Linked DNA regions of Mus musculus: region 2 is linked to region 1. A link is a loop called in an ENCODE intact Hi-C map of the cell type or tissue named here. Cell type or tissue: gastrocnemius. All regions are shown on one strand.

Region 1 (2,500 bases):
ACAATAACAAAAGAAAAAAACATTTGGTATTTTCCACGGGACAAGATCATAAACCCACTATTACATTAGCTGCTGTGTCCAATTTAACTAATATCCTAGTGAATATCACGGATGTGTCTGCCCTTTAAGAAAGTCTCTAGGTCCATCACCCAACTGTTGGAGTGAAGAAACTGTTTTCCTATTCCTGACATCCCTTCAAAGCATCGTCTCCTGGCCTTGGTTGTGGGGAAGGAGGGAAGCTTGAATCATGCTAAGGACACTCACTCTTTTATCCAACTAAGCCTTAACATTTTGATTGTTTTTAAAAAAGGGCGGGATAGTTCATACTCTACCATAGAAGCTACCATTTTCCTATAAATCAAATTGATTGACTGATGATAGCTGAAAGCATTCTCTTAGTAATTGATTTATTTAATGAAACATAGAAGCAAGGGGTGAGGGGTCAGTTTATGCGAGCCAACACAGAAAGCTGACACAGGAACGGAACCAATGACACTGTTGGCTTTTTTCCCTGTAGTCTCTCATGTCTTGCTACATTATAAACAAAGACCTTACATGTCAATGAAGTGAAAATCCTTATAGCAATGTTTCCAGACCAGAGAGATGCACATACTCACACACTCACACACACACACAGATGTGTGCAAAACTTAAAGCATTTTAAGCAAGTGTTTTGTTTTGTTTTTCTATTACTACTTATAAGCAAAGAGAGAATTTTTTTCTAGCTGTGGTACTATATTTTATGTTTTTATCTTTTATGTGAGGCTCTAGAGACAAAAAAAAAAGAACAAAAAAAGCAAACAAACAAAAAAAAAAGCTTTCCCAAATCTACCTTTATTAAGAAGTTGGAAACATAAGACACCAAACTCAAAATATCAAGAAGCCAAGTTCCCAGCTTCTATGGCTATACAAGAGCTTTTCTCTTAAAATTTATATATTTATTGAGGCATATATATGTATATATATGAACTCTTAAGAATCCTCTTTTTTATGTTTTAACAGCTAAAACTATTTTAATTGTCACTACTTAAAATGTCTCTTGCAACTAACTTAGCTTCCTTCATAATGGGATTTCGGTCCTTCTGAGTTCCCTTATACTTTTGTGGGGCAGGGCTGGAATATCTTAAGTTTCAGCTACAGCTGTGAACAACCCATCTTCCTTCCTGCAAACCTCCTGGCCGGAAGAAAACCGTTATCTGAAGTCAACAGCAAGTGCTAGCCTGTGCTATGCGCTGGCACCCATACGGCAGCAGGGGGAGCCAGTGGGAAAATAGTTGAGAAGAACCAGGCTCCAGAAGAGAAGCTTAATTTGTTCTCAAAGCAGAGGAAGAGAGCAGCAATGGACCAAAAAGACAAACTAAGACTAACAGAGAACGCGTCACTACGTGTGCAAAGCCGATGTGGGTGCCTTTGAAGGGAGCCACGGAAAAACCTTAAGTCTTTGCAAAGGATGCTCGAATCCCAATTTCAAGACCAAGTTACAGTTCGCTGGAAAGCCCAGTGCTTTTCAAGAGTGCTGAGCTACCAAACTGCCCCCAAAATGTGAGAGCAGACACAAGCTAGTATTTTTAGATTGATATGTTTTAGGGCTATTTCAAAAGGATTTCATTTTTCTCCTGCAAGCATCACTGATCTTACATGGAAGACGCAGTAAAATGAGCATTATTAGATCATGAGAGGGTTGTTGCAAGGTTGGAACAGAAATTTCTTTGAACCCCGGGGACCAGACTTCTGCCGGCTCTCATGCAGACACCTCCCAACCCTTATCTGACCCCTTTGGGGTGTGTGTGTGACCAGAAACACCATGAAAGTATCTTAAAGTATTTTACTTTGAAAGTATTTTAGCTTTGCAAAATCTGTATAGAAGGACAGCAATGTGCCCCCCAGACTCATACATATGTATGTCTTGAAGGCTAGCAAGGCCTATATTTCCAGCTACAGTATAGCAGAAAAACACCTCATTCTATCTGGAATTTAAATGTGAACTTAAGAAATGCCTGGACATCTCCTTAGAACCTCAAACTATTCTAGCTATTTGTGGATGATAAAGACATATTACAAAAATCTATGACACATAGAATTTCTACCAAAAATTACTCTTGTGCAGTAAACTAATAAAATCGAATATTTCAGACAAAAAAAGGAACTCAAGAAAACTTGACCCCAAACTCTTATATTGCCCTTTCAAAATGGTTATTGTTATGCCTCAGATTATACTAAAGGAAAGTGTAGCTTAAAAAGTTTACATTATGATTTTTTTTAATAACTCAGTGAAGAAGAGAATAAAACACAGAGTGAACTTCTAGGTCTGTCCGCCTCTAAAGCGCTGAGGCCTCACTGAAATTGCCCTCAATTGCTGGTTCCGGGGTAGGGGATGGGGGTGGGGAGGGAAATCTGTACAACTCTTAGGCAGATTAATGTGCATTTGAGAGTAAATGCTGTAGATGTAATCACTCAAATTAAATGCCATCTGGAATCTCTTACGCCTCCAATACAAGCA
Region 2 (2,500 bases), 290 kb after region 1:
TCTTATTGTGCCAGCTAGCCCAGTGTCACTTCTCAGCACTAACAAATGCAGGTCACAGTCAGAAGGCATTAAAAGACTCAGGGGATTTCAGGTTAGTCTTCACCAATGTGAACAGCTGGCAGGTATGACCCCTGAACACGCTCAGCCTGTTGGAATCTGTCTCATTGCCAAGGGATCCAGTGAATGAGCAGAGACTCTAGCAATTTCTGGAAGAAGCTGCCAAGGAGGGATGCTCTGAGGGCTATGGAGTATCCCAACTGCAGAGAGCTGACTCGTTGGGAACACTCAAGGATGTAGGCTTACAGCATTCAGTAGAACAGTTCAGTATGATGCCACTGGATTGTAAAGAGTATTTTGAAACATTACAGGGAATGCTTTGTTAAGAGGTGTATTATCAAAAGGAGACTAGGAGTAGAATCTCAAAAATCATTTACTAATTAAAATATACGCCAAAATATCGACTTTTTTTTTTCTGGGCAATAGAACTATAGAAATTTGTACATGATCTTTCCTGTAGAGTTGTCATGTCACTGACAACTACTACACGTTACTGTAATGTACAGATAAAATTGGATATATGTTAATAAAAAGTTGAGCATCAAAGCTACTTTTTTTTTTCCTCACTATGAATTTTAGAGTTTTAGACAGATTTCAACAAAAGGTCATGAACAAAGACCTTTGGGTCTCTTTTAAATTAGTCATGTCTCAGAGAAATTTCACAAGTTGCCGAGATGTTAAAGGTGCTGAAAGAAGTGCTCAGAAACCAGACAGGACCTCACATCACTTAGCACTTATAGTGGTGTGATCTAAAATTAAATTAGAAGGAGCATGGTGAGGTCTACAGAAGCAGAATTGTAAAGGAGAGAGCAGTCGGTTTCCTAGTGTGGACCAGCAGCCATGGTAGGGACAAAGGAAAGGAGAGAAAGAGGTCTAAAGGGATTTGCCAGGTCTAAAAAGAAATTCTCCTGCAGAGAGACAGGGACACAGAGAGACACCGAGACAGAGAGAAACAGAGACAGAGAGGCAGCAGAGAGGGAGGGAGGAAGATAGAAAGACAAAGATAGAGAGAGACCCAAAGAGAGAGACAGAGACAGGGAGAGACAGAGACAGACAGATAGAAAGAGACAGAGAACTGAAAGTTAACACAATGCCCCCTAGTGAAGACAGGGTTTCACAGCGATCCCTGCGGCTGGGCATTTCCTTTCCTTTCCTCACCCAGTCCAACTTCCAGTCCTTTAGAGGATGCAGATATGGACAACACAGAACCCGTGATACTATTAAATATTCACAAATTGCCAGAGACAAGGCTCAGCTGCTAAAAGCACTTGCCGCCTATCTGAAGTCTTGATTTACATCCCCATGACCTATGTGGTGAGGATGAGTGGAGACAACTAATTCCTCCAAATTGTCTTCTGCACATGGATACACACACACACACACACACACACACACACGCACACATACACACACACGCACACACACACAATTGAATTTAAAAAAATTAAAGACTTGCATAAATGATCCACATAACTATATTTATTAATGACAATGTCTTGAAAGAACTTTTAAAAATAGGAAATCTGTATCTATGTTTGTCCCTATGATTTCTGACATTTGCTCTTTTTTTCTCTCATAAAAGTTTTTACCCATTTCACAAGACAAAGAATTGAATACTGAAAATTATACACAACGCCACAGTTAAATACTGTCTTTTCATATTAAAAATTTAGAGTCAGCAAGCTATAAAGAGAACAGGCTCAGACTGATGAGGAGAGGAGATTCACCCTGGGTTGGCTAGCACCATAGCTAAGCTCTGGGCCTAGCCCAGACTGATCAGATGTTCAAAGATCCTCCCTTGTAAGTAAGTGCCTGGAGCCTCTCCTGACAGTGGTACCCCCAACTTTCAGGTCTTGAAGTATAGCCAGTTCTCTGGCATAGTCTGAGACAGTTTGAAATCTTACAACAGCCACTCCCAAGGACAGCAATTGGATCACAAACCCATGTTTTATTGTAAAAACCACAGACAATATGAAAGGCCAAGACAACTTATCTCTCCCAAATCTGCTAGTCCTGTATGAATGTTCTTCAGTGAGAATTGCCTAGACGGACTCCAGAACTCCAAAGAACAATCATAAATGTCAGCCAAGAATTCAAGGAGTTTAAAGAGGACACAAACAAACAGTTCAATGAACTTTTTTTAAAAAAGTAGCAATAAATGCCTGAGTGATGATGTCTAGGAAGACACAAACATACAACTGAATGAAGTGACAAAGAAAATCCAGGATCTGAAAACTGAATTCAATAAAGAAGTAGAACTCAAGCTGAAACGATGATGGAAATAAAACCTCAATAACTCCAACCTAAGCAGCAGGAGGAACCTTATAAGAAGAACAGATCAGGTAGAAGATAGAGTACCGTGATTGGAAGATAAAGTGAGAAGCTAGACCATACATTCAAAGAACATTAAAACACACACACACACACACACACACACACACAC

The links. Peaks named below come from ENCODE experiments on the same cell type or tissue, not always from the same donor. Only the 100,000 strongest peaks of a DNase experiment are listed, where the experiment ranks them.
Region 2: a loop joins it to region 1, with 2.4 times the contacts of the local background. A loop is called at or near these places in 16 of 42 quality-filtered maps.

Annotation. Positions count from the first base shown.
Region 1 is chr13:109,906,546-109,909,045 of GRCm38, reverse strand. The region is part of intron 8 of Pde4d (phosphodiesterase 4D, cAMP specific); the gene reads right to left. Among named protein-coding and RNA genes, the nearest start is that of Mir1904, 4.0 kb to the right of the region's middle. In gastrocnemius, a CTCF peak has its summit at 1,232 (motif pointing right); a DNase peak (open chromatin) is centred at 1,245; H3K4me3 peaks cover 2,500 bases; H3K27ac peaks cover 2,500 bases.
Region 2 is chr13:109,621,077-109,623,576 of GRCm38, reverse strand. All of the region lies in intron 3 of Pde4d (phosphodiesterase 4D, cAMP specific), which reads right to left. Among named protein-coding and RNA genes, the nearest start is that of Gm32703, 180 kb to the right of the region's middle. In gastrocnemius, a CTCF peak has its summit at 1,175 (motif pointing left); a DNase peak (open chromatin) is centred at 161.